3 separate regions of the Homo sapiens genome follow, and all the other regions are linked to region 2. Evidence: chromatin loops called from intact Hi-C (ENCODE). Cell type or tissue: Panc1. All regions are shown on one strand.

The links. A loop is a pair of places that touch in the nucleus more often than their neighbours do. Peaks named below come from ENCODE experiments on the same cell type or tissue, not always from the same donor. Only the 100,000 strongest peaks of a DNase experiment are listed, where the experiment ranks them.
Region 1: it touches region 2 in a loop (4-fold over the local background); 29 of 110 quality-filtered maps call a loop at or near these places.
Region 3: a loop joins it to region 2, with 3 times the contacts of the local background. A loop is called at or near these places in 72 of 110 quality-filtered maps.

Annotation. Positions count from the first base shown.
Region 1 is chr10:92,889,307-92,897,306 of GRCh38, forward strand. EXOC6 (exocyst complex component 6) reads left to right here. Exons shown (of 22, transcript NM_019053.6): 2 at 4,043-4,214; 3 at 5,488-5,535; 4 at 5,624-5,714. Among named protein-coding and RNA genes, the nearest start is that of EXOC6, 45 kb to the left of the region's middle. RefSeq lists enhancers at 3,086-3,585, 4,918-5,553. In Panc1, no CTCF peak of the experiment used is centred here; a DNase peak (open chromatin) is centred at 3,225; H3K4me3 peaks cover 637 bases; H3K27ac peaks cover 6,487 bases.
Region 2 is chr10:93,284,296-93,292,295 of GRCh38, forward strand. It overlaps the pseudogene RPL17P34. Among named protein-coding and RNA genes, the nearest start is that of MYOF, 190 kb to the right of the region's middle. RefSeq lists enhancers at 4,195-4,968, 4,524-5,723, 5,278-5,778, 5,779-6,279. In Panc1, a CTCF peak has its summit at 4,933 (motif pointing left); a DNase peak (open chromatin) is centred at 4,896; H3K27ac peaks cover 1,073 bases.
Region 3 is chr10:93,112,808-93,120,807 of GRCh38, forward strand. No RefSeq gene overlaps it. Among named protein-coding and RNA genes, the nearest start is that of CYP26A1, 43 kb to the left of the region's middle. RefSeq lists enhancers at 2,834-2,903, 3,005-3,299. In Panc1, a CTCF peak has its summit at 3,171 (motif pointing right); a DNase peak (open chromatin) is centred at 3,174; H3K27me3 peaks cover 714 bases.

The DNA of each region.
Region 1 (8,000 bases), 390 kb before region 2:
TTAAAGACTTTTTTTTCTTTAGAGTAGTTTTAGGTTTCTAGCAAGATTGGGAGGAAGTACAGAGATTTCCCATATATTCCCTATCCTACTCATCCAAAGCCTCCCCAGCGTCAATATCCCTCACCACAGTAGTAGATTTTTAAAAACTGATGAACCTACATTGACACATCATTATCATTCAAGGTCTAGTCTAGATTCATTTCTTTGCATGTGTATGTCCGGTTGTTTTAGCACCATTTGTTGAAGACTGTCTTTTCTCTATTGTATTACCTTTGCTCCTTTGTCAAAATTCAGTTACTATGTTTATGTGGGTTTATTTCTGGTCTGTCTATTCTGTTCCATTGATCTGTTTGTTTTACCAATACCATGCAATCTTGATGACTGTAACTTTATAGTAAATCTTGGGTCGTGTTGTCAGTATTCCAATTCTGTTCTTTTTTTTTTTCTTTCTTTCTTTTTCAGAGTGGGGGTTGCGCTCTGTCACCCAGGTTGGAGTGCGGTGGCACAATCATGGCTCATTTCTGTCTCAAACTCCTGGGCTCAAGCAATTTTCCCATCTCAGCCTACTGAGTAGCTGGGACTACAGGCGTGTGCCACCATGCCTGGCTGAATTTTGTCCTTTTTCAATATTGTGTTGGCTATTTTGGGTCTTCTGCCTTTCTATATAAACCCAAGGATCAGTTTATCGATGTCTGCAAAATAACTTGCTGGGATTTTGATTGGGATTGCCTTGAATCTATAGATGAAGTTGGGAAGAACTGATACCTTAATGATATTGTCTTCCTCTTCATAAACATGGAATAGTTCTTTATTTATTTAGTTCCTTGATTTTTTTAAAATCAGAGTTTTGTAGTTTTCCTCCTGTAGATCTTGTGTATTTTTTAGATTTATATCTAAGTATTTCATTTTGGAGGATGCTAATGTAAATAGTATTGTGTGTTTAACTTCAAATTCTACTTGTTCATTGCTGTATGTGCTATTATTATCCTGATTTTATGGTTGTGAAAACTGATACTTAGAGAATTCAGGTGGCTTACCTGAGGTTGAACTGCTAGTAAGTGCCTTTTCTAATTCCATCCATTCATCTATTAATTCATGCATTTATTAATGAATTATTTATTGAGCTTCTGTTATATGATAGACACTATTCTAGGGCTGGGGATGCAATAGGGAACAAAACAGTCAAAAACTATGTCCTCATGCAACTTACATTCCAGTAGGGGAAGACAGATAATACTTAAAAGTGTGAAACAGAGAGTATATTCTACAGTGGAAGGAATGATATAGTGATAAACTCCTTTGTTTTAGAAGATTAAAAAATAAAGCAGGGAAGGGGATAGTGTGTGTGTGTGTGTGTATCTGTCTGTCTGCCTATCTATCTCTGTGTCTGGTCTATCTAGATAGCATAGATGGGAATATGCCTGTGTATTAAGAAAGCCATGAGGAGGCCAGTGTTGCTGGCATGGAATAAGTAAAATGGAGAGTAAGTAACAGGAAGTGAGGTCAGTGAGGTAACAAGAGGCAAAATTATGTAGGGTCTTATGGGCTGTTGTAAGATAAACTGGGTTTTGAGCAGAAGAGAGACATGGGCTTTGCCTTAGGTTTTAATGGGACAATTCCCATTAGCTATCATCTGGCTGCTGTATTGAGAACAGACTGAAAGGGAACAAGGATGGAATCAGGGAGACCAGTTAGGAAGCAGTTGACAAATCTACGCAAGACATGTTGTTGGCTTAGTCCAGGGTGATACCAATGGGGAGGTAGTTTGCTGGAGAAGGAGAATAGTCAAGGGTGAGTCCAAGGTTTTTTGCCTGAGCAACTAGAAAAGTGGGGTTTACTGAGATGAGGAAGACTATGGGAAGGGCAGGTTTTGTGAAAGGAGATCAGGAATTCATTTTCGGACATATTTGAGGTGCTTATCAGACATCTAATTGGAGAGATATATGAGTTTGAGGAGAGGTCAGGGCAGAGATAAAAATTTAGCAGGTGTCAGTGTGCTTATGGAATTTAAAGCTACAAGTCAAGATGACATGGAGATAGAAAAGAGAATATGTCCAAGATCAGAGCCTAGTTCTAACTCAGCTCTTACAGAACCTACATTTTTTAAAAAATTAAAAAAATTAAAATTTATATTTGACGTACATTAGAATGTAGGCATAGATGCCAAGAACCTAAATTCTTTTTTTTCTTTTTTAGACGGAGTTTCACTCTGTCACCCAGGCTGGGGTGCAGTAGTATGATCTTTGCTCACTGCAACCTCTGCCTCCCGGGTTCAAGCGATTCTCCTGCCTCAGCCTCCTGAGTAGCTGAGATTACAGGCACCTGCCACGACACCCAGCTAATTTTTGTATTTTTAGTAGAGACAGTGTTTCACCATGTTGGCCAGGCTAGTCTCAAACTCCTGACCTCAAGTGATCTGTCCGCATCGGCTCCCAAAATGCTGGGATTACAGGTGTGAGCCACTGCACCTGGCTGCCAAGAGTCTAAATTCTTAATAATTGGTATCCTATATTGTTACCTCTTGTATTAGAGAGTGTATTCATTAAAAACCTAAGACAGAGGCTACCCTCAAGAAGTTTATGGTCTATTTGGGGAAACAAAATATATTTTAAATACAAAACATGTAAATTACAATACAAAGTAATATATGATTACGTGTCAGAATAACTGTAAGGGGTTGTAAGTTTACCTGTCCTGCAGATGAAAAGATTACTTGGCATGGGAATGATTGGCAAAGGCCTGCTGGAAGAAATGGGACTTGAAATGAACCTCAAACAATGGGCAACGGATGTGGGGTGAGGTTTGGAAAGTTCCCAAGACCACTCTCAGGTTCAAAAATTTGCTAGAGGGACTTGCAAAATTCAGCAAAGTTGTTACACTCATAGTTACTGTTTGTTACAGCAAAAACAACAACAACAAAAACTTTCAAAAAACTACACAGATTAAAATCAACAGCAGAAAAGGCACATAGGACAGGGACTAGGAGAGTTCCACGAGTGAGCTTTCAGTTGTCCTTTCTCAGTGGAATTGTGGACAGCACTTACTGCTCCCAGCAGTGATGTGTGGTAACACGCATGGAGTATTGTCAATCAGGGAAGCTCATCCAAGCTTTGATATCCAGGAATTTTATTGGAGTTTGGTCATATAGCCATGACTGACTACCCATGTAGACTTGGCTGACTGCCCACATTGCTGACCTCCTGCCCCTCCACAGCTAAAACTGTGTGGCCTCAGGCCTCACCGTGAGTCACACTGTTAGCATCTGCTATTTGGCAGTCAAAGCCTTCCAGGTAAACAAAGAAGACACTTACCAGGCAGGGTATGCCAAAGGCTTTCCTCCCAGGAATCAGTGGCAAGGGTAGTCCTTTACTGCATGGTGAATAGAGGGGTACGCTCTCTGTGGAGACAGCATGAGCTGAGAGACAGTAGGAATGAATATGCCATGTTTAGGAAACATTGTGGTGACTGCAATATGGGCTTGTACCTGAGAATATGAACCCTGGAGCCGGACTATCAGGAGTCATATCCCAGCTATCACTTGTGCTGGTTGTGGAATTTATGGCAGTTCAGTAATCTGTAACTCTTCTGTAAAACAAGGGTAATAACAATACCTACTTTGTAGCCTTGTTGTGGGGATTAAAGAGTTAATATATAAAGCATTTAGAACATGAGCGTTTACTTTACATAGTAAATGCTGTAAAAATCATGAGTTTGTTCATTCATTCTTTAACCATTCATTCACTCAGTAATTCTTTGTTTTTGAATGTTAGTATGTTAAAGACTTGTATTAGGCCCACATCTCCTGAGCCTCATACCTTTATTTCCAGATACCTCATGCTATATCTAGAGCTTGTGTGGTTCTTTTAATATTATCATGTTCAAGAAGAAATAAAATACTTTCACGCAAATTATTTCTGCTAAAGGTAATATTATCACCAGTTTATTTGTTCAGAGATTTAATTTTAAGATATCACCTCTTGCAAAGATCAGGCTTACTAAATAATACATTTTGGTTAATTTTAGCTTTCTTATATACATTCAGGTCTGTGTATGATGACCAACCAAATGCGCACAAGAAGTTTATGGAAAAGTTAGATGCTTGTATCCGTAATCATGACAAGGAAATTGAAAAGATGTGTAATTTTCATCATCAGGGTTTTGTAGATGCTATTACAGAACTCCTTAAAGTAAGGACTGATGCAGAAAAACTGAAGGTAAGAAATATGTTAAAATTATTTGCCTTTGTTCTCATTAAATTACTCAAGTCTTAGTTGATAGTACATATGTACAAGTCATTATTAAGTATGTTACTTTCAAGAAGTGAATTAGTATATGTATTAGGGAATGCTCTTTATGCTCTATTAACACAGTTGTCATGCTAATGACAGGAGTATTCTCTTTTTCTGAAGCAAGTAATGCACTGACTTAACAGGATTTCTTTCCATGCAGGGAAGTGAACTCAAAACATGCATACAATGAAAGGCCCTATTTGCAGTTTTTGAATTTCTAAAATGACAGTTAGTACAATATTTATAAAATGTTATCCTCTAAAATTCCTTTAAAAGCTTATGATAAATAGTTATGTTCTCAGCATTATTTAATAATGTTAAAACTTTTTGAAAAGTTTAACAGCAGTGTGTATTTTTCTTAAAGAAAGTTGGTCTACACTTTCTGCCATACAGCTAAAACATTATTTATTAAAAGAGACCTAGATTTGTTCAGTCAGGATAAAAAATATTTAATTATAAGAATTGTCCTATTTATCTTTCTTTACGTTTAGAGCACTTAGCAGACAAAATGACCCTGGTTCACCAAAGGTTATGATTAGAAAACCATTGTATAAAGGATATTCAGATAACAAGAGACTAACTACAGCATCAATGAGGTCACTGAGCATCTTTGTTCAGAAATTAATGAGATTTTTAATAAACCAGAATGTGCTTCCTTACTATGATGACCTAATGAGTCACTTAATATGTGGGAAAATTTGAGGTTGAGCTTTGCCTGCACCTGCAGCATTAAAATGTTGCTGTGGATTGAAATTTCTGTGTTTGATGTTAATCAACCACCCAGTGTTTGCATTCAGCAAAGTATGAATGTTTAATTACCATAAAATGCAATCACCATTTCCTACAGACAATGAATGGCACATAGACCTCATTGAAGTTATCAAAAGGGGACCAGTGGTCAATTGGGTCAGTGATTTGAATTGTTTGACAGACTTAGAGAAGCAAGTAAAGTTCAAAAATCCTGAGTAAATTTGAGAAGTTTGCCACAGAATCTGTTAAAAAGAACTGTCATAAGTAATTGAAGTTAACAAAAGCCCTTTTCAATCAAAAGTTCAAGTTCAAGCTGTAGAGTTAATTTGAATTTGCATTTCTTTGTTCTAAGTTTCTCATGAAGCATGATCTGATTACAAGGGTGAGCAGTTACATCAGGGCAGTTTTATGCATATTTGTCTAACTAAGGTGAAATTAAATTTTTAAGGTGCAAGTTACTGATACCAACCGAAGGTTTCAAGATGCTGGAAAAGAGGTGAGAAAATGATACTTTTCTGGGTATTCAGTATGTAGTTGTTCTTTAACTGTTTGTTTAAAAATATGAACATTCCTTCTTTTCTAAGGTGATAGTCCACACAGAAGATATCATTCGATGTAGAATTCAGCAGAGAAATATTACAACTGTAGTAGAAAAATTGCAGTTATGCCTTCCTGGTGAGTTAAACTTGTCTATAATAAAACGTTTGGCTTGGTAAAGTTGTAATTTAATAATAGCAAGTAGTGATTCTTTGGTATGGGAATTACAGATTATTTGGTGATTGCCTCACAACAAAGACCATGCTTATCTTTCAGGTTCATTTTATTCCCTGAATATTCATGCTTTTGTCATGTTAGAAAGCTCTTGTTTGATTATATGTCACATCAGTTTCCTAGAACAGCAACTTCTACATTTCCATTTCCTTTTGGCCTCTTTTGCCTTTTGTCCCCCATAACCCTTTTTTGTTTTTCCTCGGAATACTTTCCCATGGGGAGAGTCTTTTGGTTACATTTTCTCACCTTTACCTAATTTGCCTGATTTTTTACCTCTAGTTTTCCATTGTTTTTTGTTTGTCACTTAGCAGGTTGTTTTTGCTTTGCTCACAATCTCATTGTGCTGATAAGGTAAGAAAAACATCAAAAGAGCTGGATCTTCACCATTCTTGCCTTTCCTCCTGTATTTTGGAAACGCTGTTTCTGGTCTCTTTGTTAGGGCTAAATATTACTTGGGCATCAGATAAATTCCGAGGAAATTAACTAGTATTTTCTTTACCTGGATTTAATATACTTTAAGTTGGATGCATTCTGTTCAAACAAAAGGAAGCAGGTATATGACTTTTTTTCTTTTTATTTATTTTAATTTTTAATTTTTTTAGGGATAAAGTCTCACTCTGTTGCCCAAGCTAGAGTGCAGTGGCATGATCATAGCTCACTGCAGCCTTGAACTCCTAGGTTCAAGCAATCCCCTTGTCTTAGTGTAGTGTTGGGATTACAGGCATGAGCCACCACACCCGGCCTTTTTTTTTTTTTTTTTTTAAATATAGTAAGCTGAATCCATCTTTTGTCCCATTTTTAAACTTATTATTTTTTTTTTAGGAAGGAGCCTAAACCTCCATATTCAGCAGAATAGAATGAGATGATGAGATGTTTTATATTATATATATATGTGTATATATGTGTATATATATGTGTGTATATATATGTGTATATATATGTGTATATATATGTGTATATATATGTGTATATATATATGTGTGTATATATATGTGTATATATATGTGTGTGTGTGTGTGTGTATGTATGTGTATATATATATATATATATATATATATATATATATTTTTTTTTTTTTTTTTTTTTTTTTTTTTTTTTTTTGGCGGAGTCTCACTCTATCTCCCAGGCTGGAGTGCAGTGGTATGATCTCTGCTCATTACAACCTCCACCTTCTGGGCTCAAGTCATTCTCCTGCCTCAGCCTCCTGAGTAGCTGGGATTATAGGTGCCACCACCATGCCTGCCTAATTTTTGTATTTACAGTAGAGGTGGGGTTTCACTATTTTGGCCAGGCTGGTTTCAAACTTCTGGCCTCAAATGATCTGCCTGCCTCGGCCTCCCAAAGTGCTAGGATTACAGGTGTGAGCCACTGCACCCGCTATATGCTATTTTTATGATGTAAATTTAGCTTAGACTACAAATTATATTGTTAAAACTGTTAGCAGATTTTATTGGCTAAAAAAATTGTAGTATTATTATTATTATTATTTGAGACAGAGTCTCACTCTGTTGGCCAGGCTGGAGTGCAGTGGCTGAATCTTGGTTCACTGCAACCTCAGCCTCCCAAGTAGCTGGGATTACAAGCATGCGCCACCATGCCCGGCTAATTTCAGTATTTTTGGTAGAGGTGGGGTTTCACCATGTTGGGCAGGCTGGTCTCAAGCTCCTGGCCTCAAGTGATCCATCCACCCCAGCTTCCTAAAGTGCTGGGATTACAGGTGTAAGCCACTGCGCCTGGCCTGTTTTTTGACTTGTGAGAATAGCTTTTCTTTTTTTTTAGAATCAATGAAATTCTACTCAGCTTAATCTCTGATGGACCAGGTATATTTACGTAAAAACTTTGAGTAAATAAAATGTTGGCTTATTATGTTAAGTTTCAGGGTTGAGAAACCTATTTCCTTATAGTCATGTTTAATAATACCTCTTTGCCACCGTCAGGTGCATTGTAATAGCCATGAAGATGTCCTCTAAGTTTGAATGTTTTGTCCCTGTCTGATAATAAACCTTAAAAATTGGGTACTGATGGAATGAGCAAGAGCCAAATTCAGCTTATTCCCCTACTGGGCTATGTAAAATAGAGAAATAAAGGGAAGTAGAGGTCAGCCGTTTGTTACTGCTACTGTCTTCGTTTTTAAGGCTAGGCCGCAACTCTTAGTTCATATAAGTATTGTGTTCCTAATGGCCACCTCCA
Region 2 (8,000 bases):
AGCACTCTTTCTGGGCCACCGAAAGAGTGTCCAGCCCCACTGCTTGGCCTGCGCACACCTGCCAACTCCAGCATTGTAACGTCGGAATGGTACGCACTGTTTCTGTAAAGTGACATCTTTAAGATACTTCGTGGCTTTTCGTATATGCATACCCTTGATGGCCTGAGCAGTTTCACAAGTGTTCTTAAAGTGAACACGAAGATTGGAACTCTTGATTTGCATTATTTCATGGGGTTCTCCAGGTCAAGTGAATAGCGAACCATTTTCACAGATTACCTCAGGCTGCTTAGGGAAAGAGCGAAGTTGTGTAAAGTTATTGTGGCATTTGAAGTTAAAAAATGAAGGAGTCAATTCACAGGCACTTAGAGGGGTAGGGGAGGAGAGCTGAGAGAACTCAGGTGGAGGGGAAATGGCTGACTTAGCTCTGTCTATGGGGGAAGTTAAGTGGGCTAAGAACCAGTGGGGTTGGGTAAGGGGGTGATGGATTGGGGACTTCAGGTCTTGATGCTGTCTCTGTAGGGCCTGAAGGTTGTGGGGGAGTCAGGAACTTGGAGCCCATACCTTGAAGGCAAGGTATTTCCACAGGGTTAGTAGGGGAGGGAAAAATGGCTTCCCTCTACCCTTCTAGGCTCTTCGGCCAGGCTACAAATTAAATTGACATAAAACAAATGAACAGGAGAAAAAGCATTTTGATTACATGCATACACAGAGAGTCACACCAAATATGAGACTCGAACAAGGGCCAGAAGATGGAAGCTTATATACAGCATCCTGAGCTAAAGACAGGAATAGGGGCCCAGAGCTTCTTGGGGGTGGCAGAGACAGGCAATGGGAGGGTGAGGGGAGGAGATATGTGGTGAATGGAGGTTGTCTTGTTACGCAGATGAAAGTCGGGCAATAAACGTTTTCTGGAGCAGCCCTCTTCCTGATACAAATATTTTTTACTAATGTCCATTTTCTTTATGGATGTAAATTTCTTTTATAAAATGACAGCTTTTCAGAGCTACTGCTGTGCCTGCAGTTTCTCAGAATAAGCAGCTCAAAATATGCCAAAGAAGTATATTTTGGGGTGGCATATTCTGGTCTCCTACAGTCATATTTTGGGGTGGTGTGTCCCAAGGCCCAATAGGTGTGAGTGGTGTCTGGGCTGGGGGTGTTGGGGGTGCCTCCAGTGGAGTTAAGACTGAAAGTTACAGCATCTTAGAAGGCCAAAGGTCAAGGCATTGGGGGTATCCCCATAAGTGATGACAGGCAAGAGTGTGTCAGGTACCAAAGTCTTCCAGGAACAATGGCAAGGAGGGCAGAGGAGGGTGGTGATGAGGATGAGGGGAGAACTTCGTAAGTGATTGTGAAGACTTCCGATTTGAAGAGGTGGGACAGTGGTGATGGTTTAGTGACTTGGAGGAGAAAGAGGAAGCCTCAACCTTTTCTTTTTAGAGGCAGTAAGAAATACTGAGGCTTTGAGTATCAGTGTTATAGACTGAATGTGTCCCCCCAAATTATTATTATTATTTTGAGATGGAGTTTTGCTCTTGTTGCCCAGGCTGGAGTGCAATGGTGTGATCTCAGCTCACTGCAACCTCCGCCTCCCAGGTTCAAGCAATTCTCCTGCCTCAGCCTCCCCAGTATCTGGGATTACAGGCACCTGCCATTGTGCCTGGCTAATTTTTTGTATTTTTAGTACAGATGGGGTTTCACCATGTTGGCCAGCCTGGTCTCAAACTCCTGACCTCAGGTGATCCGCCCGCCTTGGCCTCCCGAAGTGCTGGAATTACAGGCATGAGCCACCGTGCCTGGCCTGTCCCTGCCCCTGCCCCCAACCCCCCCATTCATAAGTTGAAATCCTAACCCCCAGTGTGACAGTATTGGGAAGTGGAGCCTTTGGGAGGTGATTAGGCATGAGGGTGCAGCCCTCATGGATGAAAGGAGTGCCCTTATACGAGGGACCACAGAGAGCCCACAGCAGCTTTAAGCTAGAAGAGCTCTCAGGTCATCCAGTCTAATAGAGGGGAAAAAGGAGGCCCCAAAATGCCACAGATGAGGGAAGATGAGGGAGTTCCAGTGGGGTCATGCTGTTTAGGGCTCTGCTGGAAGCTACACGAGAGAGGGAGTGCAGTGGGGAAATGGTCAAAAGTTGTGTCCAGAGTGGACGGGCTATAGTCAAATCCTGGTTCTCTTATTAGCACAGGGCCTAAAACTCAATAGATGTGAGTTATTGTTATAATTATTATTACTTCAACAGAGGACTAGAAATAGGTTAAGGAGGGCTCTGGAAATGACTGGGAGTGATCCCAGAATCTGCAAGGTCCACAGCCAGGCCTCACATTGGGTAGGTAGGGGTGTGTGTGTGTGTGTGTGTGTTCGTGTGTGCACATGTGTTGGAGGAGTGGGCCTTGTCTCTTTCCAGGTGCACACAGGGGGCGTAAAGCTTGTCTTCTAAGTATGGGTGACATTCTAATGAGCCAAATGAACATGCTATTGGCAAGTGAGTGTTCCTTGTTCATTTGCTTTTGATCTGAGTCCCAGGCACTGGCCTCCCTCTTTAGTGAAAGGGATGCGCAAATTCTGTTTCATCTCCAGTTTCCAAGCTTGGCAGAAGCCCTCTGCCTGGAAATTGCCTTACTCTGCAGTTGACAGTGCTTACTTACCTCTGCATGCTCAGGGTCTGATAGAGACTGGGTGCTCTCAGGCTGGGCGCAGTGGCTCATGCCTGTAATCCCAGCACTTTGGGAGGCTGAGGCGGGCGGATCACTTGAGGTCAGGCGTTTGAGACCAGCCTGACCAACATGGTGAAACTCTGTCGCTACTAAAAATATGAAAATTAGCCAAGCGTGGTGGCAGGTGCCTGTAATCCCAGCTACTCGGGAGGCTGAGGCAGGAGAATCGCTTGAACCCAGGAGGTGGAGGTTACAATGAGCCAAGATCGTGCCCTGGCACTCCAGCCTGGATGACAGAGCAAGACTGTCTCAAAAAAAAAAAAAAAAAAAAAAAAAAAAGTGGGTGCTCTCTAGTTGTTCAGTCAGTGAATGAATATGCCTTCATGTCTTCCGGTGAGGAGATGGCTCTCTCACCACCTCTACCTTGGGTTGGCTGTATGGGGTTAAGTAAGGAGGAATTTGACAAATGGGGGTTTAAATCCGACATTTATCATTTACTACCTGTGACTTTCTCCAAATCATTTAACTTCACAGAGCCTCAAATTGCTCATCTATAAAACGCCAATAATTATTTCACCTTAGGATTCAGTGATAAGTGGCTGTAACGTTCTCAGCATCATGTCTGCCTGGCATGGCACTCTTGGTAATGATGAGTATATCTTATTGTCATCATAGAGCTGGGTATGACAGCAGGTGCAGATACGCCTTCTCTTTATTTATTTAAAGCTGAGTGCCTCTCTTGTCCCACATTCTAGAAAGTGCTAGGGATAGAAGACATTCTCCCTGCTTCCCACTTCGTATCCACTTGATTTGGTGCTTCAGTGAAAGAAAAGCCAAGCAAACCTTTCCTTGATTCCAACCCTGAGGTGCCTTCAGCCTCAGGTTTGTTTCCCCCGCAGAGCAGCCAGGTAACTGCAAACAGCCCTGGTGTTTTGGGGTGCTCATCACAAGCAGGAGAAATCCTCTGCCTGGAAATTACTTTAATTTGCAGTTGACAAAAAGGTAAATTGCTGGCATTTTTTGCTTGGAGCCTGGAATGTAACCTTGCATGGCTGCCCCAGACATTCCAGGTGGCAGCTTCCATTAGCCAGCCCAGATTTCTAGCTTAAAGGAGGGGGAGAAAAAGAACTTCAGTAATTTTGCAAGGGCAAACCCCTCAATCATTATTTAATTCTGCCAATTTCTTTCCTTCTTTCTTTTCTTTTCCTTTCTTTTTCTTTCTTTCCTTCTTTCCTTCTTCCTTTCTTTCCTTTCTTTCTTTCTCTTTCTTTCTTTCTCTCTCTCTTTCTTTTTTTTTCTCTCTCTCTTTCTTTCTTCTTCCTTTTTTTTTTTTTTTTTTTTGAGGCAATCTTGATCTGTTGCCCAGACTGGAGTGCAGTGGTGCGATCTCAGCTCACTGCAAACTCTGCCTCCCGGGTTCAAGCGATTCTCCTGCCTCAGCCTCCTGAGTAGCTGGGATTACAGGTGTGCGCCACCACGCCCAGCTAATTTTTGTATTTTTAGTAGAGACGGGGTTTCACCATGTTGGTCAGGCTGGTCTCGAACTCCTGACCTCGTGATCTGCCTGCCTTGGCCTCCCAAAGTGCTGGGATTACAGGCGTGCACCACCATGCCTGGCTAATTTTTGTATTTTTAGTAGATACGTGGTTTCACCAGGTTGGTCAGGCTGGTCTTGAACTCCTGACCTCGTGATCTGCCTGCCTCGGCCTCCCAAAGTGTTGGGATTACAGGCGTGAGACACCGCGCCTGGCCAATTCTACCAATTTCTATTCCTTCAAGTTCCCTGCCACTCCTGTCCGTATGTACAGCAGAGCCAATATGGACATCCCGTCACAAGGTCTGTTTTCCTTTGCTTAACCTTCAATCCTGTATTATGACAGTCTGCAGGCTTGTAATTTTTCGTTGCATGAGAGACTCCTTCCTGTGATCTACCACTGTTTGATTTGCGACTCGCTATGGGTCATGAGAGCAGGCCCTTCTGTTTTATTCCTTTGCAGGATAACTGGGATGCGGTAGGCTTTTAGTACATAATTGTTGAAGGAATGAAGGGGCGAATGAATGCGTGAGTTCCAGCGTTTCCCAAGGCCAGAGCGTTTTTGTCTGTCTAGTCATAGATTTCCATAGCATTCCAGAAGGAAGGGCATCGTTTAGATGCGGTGCTGGTCGCCTTCCACTTAAAATATGTCCCAGAGATGCCTGTCTGGGGTGGGGTTCCATGGAATGCAGACTGAATGGAATGCCTTTTAGGCCCGGTGAGAACCTGAGGCCACTGCTGCCATCTTGTGGACAGTATTTGAAACACAGGAGACGTGATGGCCGTTTCTCCCAAAGAAACCTTGGCTGATTCTATTACATGATGAAATATTCTCCTTAGCAGTGCATTAGGCCATGTTACCAGACCCATCCTTAACCTATTTGTATTCCTCTGTTGAAATAATAATAATATAATAACAACAACAACAATAACTCCCATTTGCTGAGTTTTAGGCACTGTGCTAGTAAGAGAACCAGGATTTGACCTCATCCCATCCACTCTGGACCCAACTTTTGGCCATTTCCCCACACTCTTTCGTTTTTTGAGTTCTTTCTCTTCTTTCCCTTCCAACTCTCTACTGTGATTATGTATCAGTCCCTGTAGTCACATCTTGTCTCAATGATTTGCTTATGTGTTTGCCTTTCCAACAAGACAGTGACCACCTTGATGACTGGTCAGAGCTGTTGAGTACAGGGATTTCATTGACCTCTGTGCACCAACTATGCACCAGGCCCTGTGCTAGATTAGGAGTGTGTGAACACACGTCAAACTGGACTGTAGGCCTTCCCAGTGTACGTGTGCAGGGTGTGTATAAAGCCATGGGAGAGACGTGGAGTGTGTTTCTGGAATATATTATAATTGAAGATGGACAAAGGCAGTGGTGGAGAGATTGGTAATTTAATTAGTTATTTACAACCTCGTTTTTATATAAACCGGCCTCCCCAGCACTGCTCAGGTGAACCTTAACCATTATTATTATTTTTTTGAGACAGAGTTTCGCTCTTGTTACCCAAGCTGGACTGCAATGGCGCAATCTCAGCTCACTACAATCTCCACATCCCGGGTTCAAGCGATTCTCCTGCCTCAGCCTCCTGAGATCACAGGCGTGCACCACCATGCCTCGCTAAGTTTTGTATTTTTTAGTGGGAATGGGGTTTCACCATGTTAACCAGGCTGGTCTGGAACTCCTGACCTCAGATGATCTGCTCGCCTCGGCCTCCCAAAGTGCTGGGATTATAGGCGTGAGCCACCGCGCCCAGCCAACCATTATTGAATTTATATGTACAGACATTTCTTTGCTACTTACCCTGGAGCACTTGACACAGAGTTGCTTGAATGTGAAGCAATTTATTTGCAGCTGGGGATGTAAAGGGTGGAGGAGAAATAGCCTCTCTCTTTGAGACTCTCTGGAATGGAAGGGAACACAAAGTGAATATCACATATGCCATATAGCCTCTATTTTAAGTTGGACTGCCCCCAACGTATCCTCTGTGTTGGATGAAGAAAACACAGGCAGTTTTCATTTGAGGCAGTACTAGACAGAATCAAAGCTGATTAAAGTAAAAAGATTGTGAAATGGAATGCAAGAATTAGAATAAATGTATAAATTAAAGCAAGGCTTTCAGAAAGCTTTAAACCTCCAGGCAAAACCTAAAGGTTTTTAGTCAATTTCCCTTTGTATTGGGCTATTTGGGTAAAAGTTCACCAAGGGTCATATGTCATGCCAGTATATAAAGCAATGTCACACAGAGTGACTGAACTCAGGGTAGCCATCTTTTCTCCTTGATTCAAGACCTGAGTATGGCGCACTCATCACTGGTCAGGCACAAGGCCAGATGCTTCAGGGACAGGGAAAGAAGAGGACAGAGTCTCTGTTCCTGTTGGGGGCTGGCAGGTTTCCCAGCTTTAAGTACCAGCATCACCGGTACCACCTGTACTGTACCAGTAACAACACCTATAAGGGCTAAAGACAAAATGGAGAGACAAGAGATACAGAGAGGAAAGCAGCAGAGGGAGGAGAGGGTGGGAGAGGAAGAGCAGAGTGAGGGGATGGATTCTAGAGGAGGTGACAGAGATGACTCAGACACCTTAGAGGAGGCCTGGACTCAGCTCAAACAGAAGTGTCCTCTTCGGGCCCTTCTAAAATGCCTGGCAGCAACCAATGTCCCATGACTGTCCCCAGCAGCCCGCGAAGTTACTGCCCTTTGTGACTGCAAGGAGGTCTGATTGCTGGACCTGCATGGTGTGTGTCCCCAGCACTGGCATGTTTGTTCTGAGGTCAGGAGTACTGCAGAGAAAGCAGTCTCACTAGTATTCATATTTTTCCATCATCATGCTGTCTGAATGTGCCAGCCTTCTGGACAGAGAAGCTTGGCTTGTGACCGGGTCGGGAGTGAGAAAAGGGCATGAATGATGGCCCCCTCAAGTGAGGGAAAGCTTCTGAAACAAGCATGCCTGCAGGAGCCTGAGCGAGTATGTGCATGTGGCACTGGCATGGACCCACTTCTGCGCAGAGGTGGCGTGGCTTCCACCCAGGTGTGACCTCTGGATGCCACCCCCACCTGCATGCTGGGCTCACAGAGATGTCCCCCGGCAGCAGCAAAGGGCCTGGAGGCCCGTCCTCCCTGAGAGCAGAGCTTTGATCTTTTCACCATCAGGATCATTATCAAACGTCTCAGGGAAAGGAAAAATATTTGGGAAAGAATTTAAAAGCTGTACTCTTTGAAATAGGTATGAATGCCAGCCATCTCAGCATAGTTCTTCAAAGGACTGCTTTTGTAGTATTCTCTGACTTTTATTAAAAGCTGTTATGGGAAACATTTCTGCCCTCTACAAATATACAAATAAGAACAACAAGGGTGGGCACGGTGGCTCACTCCTGTAATCCCAGAACTTTGGGAGGCCAAGGCAGGTGGATCACCTGAGGTCAGGAGTTCAAGACCAGCATGGTCAACATGGTGAAACCCCGTCTCTACTTAAAATACAAAAATTAGCTGGGCAGGGTGACGGGTGCCTGTAATCCCAGCCACTTGGGAGGCTGAAGCATGAGAATTGCTTGAGCCTGGGAGGGGGAGGTTGCAGTGAGCTGAGATCACACCATTGCGCTCCAGCCTGAGCGACAGAGTAAGACTCTGTCTCAAAAAAAAAAAAAAAATAAGAAGAACAGTGAATATTAATGGGAGCTTCACAAATGTAGGACCTGCGCTAAGATCCTGATGAGCCATTTCTGTCACTTTTGGTATAATAACTTTTTTTCTGAAGGCCTGTATGTTTTTACAATGAACCCTAAAATCTGAGACAGGTCTCAG
Region 3 (8,000 bases), 170 kb before region 2:
TCCCTGACACTTCAAACTTCTGCCTTCCTAATTTACAAATGAAATCACCTTACAACAGCATAATTCTATTTGCACCCCCCTTATCAGAGGGCTTTTATTATATAGAAAAAAAAACTTGATTAAGACATGTTCCCTTTCCTCGATGAGCCTGGAGTAGAGGGGAAGACAGATGTATAAAAGAAAGAATTGTACTGTGGAAAGGTAAAGGTAAACCCCAAAAAAGGGGCAGAAGTAGACTCAAGTGGGGAATTATCAAATCTCATCAAAGAGGTGCAGAATCCAGGAGGGCTTCACAGAGGAGGTCCTGGAGATGGAGTTGTAAAAATAAGTATGGCTTACTGGAGCAAAAGGAGAAATGGTGCCATAGGCAGAAGGAACTAGAAAGCATCAATAGTTCAGTGTGTCTGCAGCAGGCAATAGGCAGTGTGAGAAGAGTAAATAGACGAGGCTGAAGTTCAGGGCATTATTGCTGGATCCTGGAAAGCCATGAGTGTCATGTCAAGTTCTAACTTCAGTGCATGGGTAATAGGGAGTCGCTTAATAGGGAGCTTTCATACATTCAGATTTGTTTTAGGCAGTGATGGCTGGATTGAAGGGGCCAAGACAGGAGGGCAGAGAAAGGAATTTGTAGGAGAATTTGGTGTCCCTGTGAGAAACAAGGGCTGCTCTAATGCGCCTGGACAGAAGGGCTACAGATGCAGGCATGATTAAAGAGCAGAACCATAGGAACTTAGAATCAACTGATGTAAGAAATGAGCATGAAGGAGGTGCCTGGGATGACTAGAGGTGGAAGTAATCTTCACTAGGATGGAGATGGCAGATGATGGTCACTGTCAGGAGAGGGAGGAAGATGAAGACTTCAAGATGGAATGTACTGAGTGTGGGGGTATCTGTGGAATCTGTTGAAAATGCTCAAAAGAGAGCTGCAAATACAATCTGGTGTTCAGGGCAGAGGAGAATGGAATTGGAGTCATCAATGGATGGTGTGGAGAGGTGCATGGCAATTATGATTATGGATGACACTGACCATAATGAAACTTGTAGATTTGGAATAACAGGCAAGAGGAAGGCTTGGAAAGGGACTGAGGGGAAACCATCCAAGAAGATGGTGGCTTGCCAAGATGCCATGCTCCAAGGGAGCATTCCTTGTTTTATCCACTTCTAGAATCGTCCATCAGTCTTTCTGCTTCACCTAAGAGGACATTTCATGTTAATTGAGTATGTGGGTTTTTTTTTTTTTTACCCATTATTAATGTACCAGTATCTGCTTCTCAAAGCCCAAAGGTGGGGTCACATGACCAACCCAATGGATCACCAATGGATCACACTCCCTGCCACCATGCAAGGGAAAGAAGGATGAGGCACACATTTCTCACTTTCTATCCCCACTGAATCTTGTCTTCGTGCAGAGCCTCAATGAAGGTGAAAGAAACCACCATTTATTGAGGACCTACTATGTGCTAGGCACTGTACAGATCATTTATTGACATTATTTGCCCTTCCAACCTCAACAGAGAAGTGTGAGAACGCAATTAGCTAGTAGGGGAAAAAAAACAACTCAAAAGGTCAGAATTATGCAATGTATTTATGGACTGAAATTTTTGCTATATTAACCTATTTTTCCTTTCTAGTATTTCCCTCCTCCTCTTTCTCCCATTGAAACAGAGAGTTGCCCTGTGCTCCTGAGCTCAAGGTAGATGTGAGACAGAATTTCCTGGTGTTTTGTTTCCAAAAGTATAAAAACATTAATAATACCATTTGAAAATGGAAGGTGAGGAGGGAAGGATTTTATTCACACTTAAAAAAAGGATTTTATTCACACTCAGGATGAGGAGGAGCGGCTAGGGATGAGTGAGGAGAGCAGAGAGCTCTCTTTTGTCATCAGAGCTGCAAGGGAAGTGCTTTCCAGTGCGTGTCCAGGGAGGGAACAACGACAGCCGGGCAGAGGGTCTGTGTTCAAAGGTGGCACAGAAAGGGAATGAGAGAAGCATTGCACAGATGCTTTGCAGACAAGAGCAAGCATCATCTTGGGGCTGATCTGTGTGAAGCCCTGGCTGAAAATGGAAGGACGCTTTTCCATTACCAAATGTACCCTCTACCTCTTCTCACCTCCCAACCTTGATGCAGGCCCTGGGAAGAGAAGGGGATCTGCGGTGCACTAGTGATCTGGGTCTCCAAAAACCAAAACTCAACATTGCTGATTGGTAGCGCAGCTCCCACCGTGGCAGATTTCAGGATACCAACGTGAGCTCTCTGCAGAACTGGGAAGGGAGCATGCAATCTGCTCCTGTGAACCATACGAGCCAGCTCTGCCACACCACTGAAATCCTCCTGAAACCCCCGCGGAAAAGACTAGAATTATTATTTCTTATCAGCAAAATAGAAATGAAGTTGAAATTAAAAAAAAAAACATACACAAATCTATGTTTCTTGTCCACCTAATTTAGGGACAGGGGTGGTATGTTTCTTAATTATAAACATAAGGAAAGTGGCTGACCTGACACTTGAACCCATGGCTGTCTGAATCTAAAGCCTTGCCAGCTTTCTGACTGACTCTTCTCTGGGCTGAATTCCTGGGGAGTGCTTGGTTCATGCTACTGTCTGGGTCTGTTCCCATTCCTCACTCTTGCCCTTCCAGGGTCTTAGGAGAAGAATATCTTTGGCTGTGAGAGGGTGGTGGCCAGGGGCATGCCTCTTTTTCAACCATCCTTCTTGCTCTAGTCCACATTTCCTAGGAAATCACTGGGTAAAGGGTTTATGTTTTACTTTTGGATTCTGGACATGACCTAATTGTGGACATTAGGTAAGTGAGAGCTGGATAGGGAGGTGAAGGGGAAGGAATCTGTTGATCATCATCTTGGCTCTGTGGCTCAGCTGTCAATGCCCTTAGAAGTCAGGAAGTGGCGCTCACCTCTCCCGCTCACTGTGGTGGGTAATTTAGTCACCAGAGAAAGGGCTAATATGTGGCATTCATGCCACCACTTCTCTTTTCTGGGCTTATGGCTGACATCACCAAGTTATCACAACATGAAGAGGCCCCATAAGCCTCAATGCTGCACTCCAGGAAGCTACAACCAAACCCAAAGAAGGTGGCTGGGCCAGGTGGTCAGCCCAAGCATGCTTCTCAGCTCCAAACTCACCCTTCCATACCCGCTTTGTGATATTGGGGCTGTGACTCTGCCCACCAGGGGGAGCTAGAGGAAAGCAACCAGGCAGGAGGAGGAGGAGGAGGGGGAGGAGGGGGAGGAGGAGGGGGAGGGGGAGGGGGAGGAAGAGGAGGGGGAGGAGGAGGAGGGGGAGGAGGAGGAAGAGGAGGAGCGGCATCCCTCCTTCCTATCTGCTTGTGGTTTCTGTGCACATCACCCAGGCAATGCTTGTCCTTCCAGACAACAGCAGTTTCTTCTTGTGGTAAAAGCTGAGCCAGTTTGTAGTTTTTCAAAAATTTGTGACACCACCCTCCTTGTGCCCCTCAAAGACAGTGGCACCAGCCTGCCAGCCTCTTCCTCAGAGGTCTGAATTTTGCCTTTTCCAACCTTCCATGTTTCAATACTTCCCTTTGGGCTCTGGCTGTGTGGGTGGAGCTGCTTTCCATAGTTGCCATCTCCATGATACCCTAGAGTTCCATTTATGCCGTTTTGGATACCTAGCTAACAATTCCTCATGTTCAAGGCTGACTATTAAAATCGCTGGTGTGATTTCTGTCCCCTGACTGGACCCTGACTACCATTGTGCAAACGAGGGAAAACCCATTTGCCATCCCTGGACCAGGCCATTATGGTGGTGTTCGTGACAGAAGCTTCTGCTACATAAAAGCCAAGACTCTTGTAGGGCCTGAAGACAGCACAAATCTAGCTCTACAAGCACAGTGAGGCAAGAGATGCACAAAGGTCCCTGAACAATGTAACCCTCTTGGTTCCACTCCTCTAGGAAAATTCTGTTTCGTATCACTCAGGATGGGGTGTCCAGGTAGCAGCCTGCCCCCAGAGTGCACCAATTATATCCCAAGCTTTAGGGCTGGGATGGAGGGAACCTGAGAAATCGGCCTCCTTACCATCGAAGATGAACCAAGGCCCAAAAAGAGGAAGGGCTTGACTCAGGTAACACAGCAAGTGAGTGTCAGGGTGGGATCAGACCCCAGGTCTCCCGAACCTCTGGGTCTTCCTGGGTCATGGACTGTTTCTCAACTCTTCCAACTTATGAAACATGCTAGGGATGGCTGTTGTTGTGCCAAATGGTTTCTCTACTACATCCAATAAAATAAAGACATTTCTTTTCCAGAAATGCTTAAAAATAGTTAAAACAATTCTTCTGTTGTTGTTTGTTTTGTTTTGTTTTCTGAGATGGGGGGGTCTGTCTGTGTTGCCCAGGCTGATCTCAAACTCCTGGGCTCAAGCCATCCTCCCGCCTTGGCCTCCTAAGGTGTTGAGATTACAGGCATGTGCCATCGTATCCTGCAACACAGTTGTTCTTTATGTTTCAAAATACCTAATCACTAAGTGTAAAGGACTTCCAATTCTAAATTTAAAATATGAAATAAATATACCAATGTCATATAAAAGAGCACTCATATACCTAGGTGTAACTACCGGTAAGATTGTGAATCAGTTTCTTAACCTCTGTTTCCTGCAAAATGGCAGTTATAATATTTCCCTTTCCAGGTAAATATTGGGGTAAAGTGTTTTCTTAATAGATGGTAGCAGTTGTTGATGAATGACTAATGTTTGTCTCAAATATAATATATATACTTCTTTTTCTCATTGGTCTTTTTGGCTCTGAAACAAAATCTTTTTTTTTCCCCAGTAGCACTAATCCTTGCATAAAGCCCAAGCTCATTAAATGTTAGAGATTATTAAGTGGTCAGTATCAGCATGTCACGTTTTCCTTTAATTCCCACCCAAACAGTGGGTTGAGGCTATTTCTTTGTGGGAATTGAGGACTCTTCTCCCATCACCTCTTTCTAACCCTGGAAGAAGTCTCTTCTGTAACTGAGCAAGGCCTGATGACCCATTGATGGGGTCACCGAGTATGGGGCCTTCTGGGCTTGGCCTCCAGGAGAAAGGACCCCCTAAGGCCGTCACCCAGCCCCACTGATTCACACCCAGTGATTTACCGAGCACTGGGGCCGCTGACACCTTTTATGCCTCTTCTTCTAGACCAAAGAGACAAAGCTAGGGAAGACGTGGCGGGGAACCCATCCCTGGGTCACCTCTGCAGAACTCTCCCATCATTGATGGTGTCCCTTTGCCCTGGAAAACAAAACCTAGGCCCCTTGACTTTGGGTTACCAGCACTTTGGCACCACCTTTGAAGCAATCATCTGAATTTACGACACAGGCATGAAAGCCTGTTTAAGGCTCTGCCGTCTTCCCCGGCCGCTGAACTTCATGTGGTCCAGAGTAAATCACCGTAATAGCCATTGGGCCAGCATTGTTGCGGGATGTTTTATACCCGCGCTGTCAGTTATTTGGGGTGGTTAAACTGAATTGCTGAGTCTCAAGTTACAGTTGTTGCTTTCTCTTGCCTTGTGCATAATTATGGAGAGACATAACAGCCAAAGGTAGGTTCAACAACTAGATTCATAAAGGAGAGAGGGGGAGAAAAGCAACCTGCTTTCTAACCCATGAAGGGATTTCTTTTCTCCCTTACTCCTGGGACAATGAAGCCACTTTCTCCTGGGAGGAGGGGTGGTACCGATTGCCAAGTGGTCACTAGACTCACTGCCCTGATGAATGTACTGCGTGTCCTGGAGCCCTCAGGTAGCCACGAACTGAGCCTTCCTGGCTCTGGGTCCTTGGTGGGCAGAGGTGGGCCAGTTGATGCTGCAGTCAGGAAAAAAAGGGCTTTACCCGGCTGGGCGCGGTGGCTCATACCTGTAATCCCAACACTTTGGGAGGCCAAGGTGGGTGGATCACCTGAGGTCAGGAGTTCGAGACCAGCCTGGCCAATATGGTGAAACCCCATCTCTACTAAAAATGCAAAAAAAAATTAGCCAGGTGTGGTGGCGGGCACCTGTAATCCCAGCTACTCGGGAGGCTGAGGCAGGAGAATCACTTGAACCCAGGAAGCGGAGGTTGCAGTGAGCCGAGATCACACCATTGCACTCCAGCCTGGGGGACAAGAGCGAGACTTCATCTCAAAAGAATAAAAAAAAAAAGATAAAAAGGCTTTACCCTCTTCTCCACCCACATCTGTACCTGGCATGTGTTTCCATCATGGGTGCCTTGTATGGTGTGTGGATAGCTGTTTGCACTTCTGCATCCATGGAAGGCCTATAAAGGCACATACTTCACTGAGCCCTTCCTTGAGGCAGTCCTGGAGCCCAGGTGCTGGAATAGTAAGTCCCCAGGACACGTTATTTATGGGTGTGTAAGCTTTTCCTCCTGCCCCATCTGTAACTCTTGGGTCAGGAAGATGCAGTTGATGGCTCACTTTTTTTTTTTGGCTGTGGGTGGGGAGGTCTCTGCTTGTTCACCTCCTGCTGGGGTGGAGAAGGGCGGGTCAGAAGAGGAGGCAGATGTGCAAATGCAGCCTCTTCCCAGCCTGGGTGGCCCCATCCCCTCTGCATGCTCCCCGAAGCCCTGACCTGGTACCTCTTCCTTCTTAAGGATTTCTGCCCTTCATGTATTTCTGGCTTAGTAACTACTTTGTTATTACAATTACAATGCAATAAGCACTAATGCATTCTCCTGGTTAAAAGGAGACAAAGGAAGTTGAGTGAAGTCTCCTTCCCTCCTCAGACCCCATGTTTCTGTTCCTCGCCTTCCAGAAGAAGCCATCATTATTGATTTCTGGTTTTGGATGTCCATCTGTGCATTTAATTTTTTTGTTTTGAGATGGGGGTCTTGCTCTGTCACCCAGGCTGGAGTGCAGTGGCACAATCTTGGGCCACTGCAACCTCTGCCTCCCAGGTTCAAACAATTCTTCTGCCTCAGCCTCCTGTGTAGCTGGGACTACAGGCGTGCGCCACCACACCTAGCTAATTTTTGTATTTTTAGTAGAGATGAGGTTTCACCATGTTGGCCAGGCTGGTCTCAAATTCTTGACCTCAAATGATCTACCCACCTTGGTCTCCCAAAATGCTGGGATTACAGGCATGAGGCACTGTGCCAGGCCTGCATTTACTTTTATTTCTATGAAAATATTGGGGATGATGCTGGGCATGGTGGCTCACGCCTATAATCCCAGCACTTTGGGAGGCTGAGGTGGGCAGATCACGAGGTCAGGAGTTCAAGACCAGCCTGGCCAACATAGTGAAACCTCATCTCTACTAAAAATACAAAAATTAGCCGGGTGTGGTGGCATGCACCTATAGTCTGAGCTACTCGGGAGGCTGAAGCAGGAGAATCGCTCAAACCTGGGAGGTGGAGGTTGCAGTGAGCCGAGACCACGCCATTGCACTCCAGACTGGGTGACAGAGTGAGACTCCATCTTGAAAAGAAAAAAAAAAAAAAAAAGAAAATATTGGGGATGAAAGGGGAGGAAGCAGAATTGTAATTTGCCTCTTGTACCTGGCTGTAGAAGGACAAGGGCAAGGCTGGAGAAATCAGTCAGCTCTGTGTCTGAGAGCAGAAAGCTGCTGGCATGAGGGCCTTGAGAGGGTGGGCAGGTCTTTCTGAAGAGAGAGGAGGGGGCAATGTAACCCTGGTAACAGTGCATGATTCTCCCAGAAGCCCTGAGGGGTCTGTGGTTCCAGAGTCGAAAGATTGGATCTACTCTCAAGTCTACTAGGAGACACGTGCAGAGAGTTCAAATTCATGGTGACCTCCAGGTGCAATAATGATGGGGTACAGAGGGAGCGGAGGGAGAGACGAGAGTAACTTAGTTGTGATGGTTGGTGAGGAAAGGCTTCCTGAAAGGTCATGTCTGAGCTGGGGTTTGGAGGATCCATAGGGGTGGACTGGGTTGATGGGAGGGCTGTGAGGGAACCCATGTGTGCAAAGGTTTGGCAGTGGGGAATTGTAGGCAGATTGGCGTCATAGAGCCTGAAGCATGTGTGTGTGT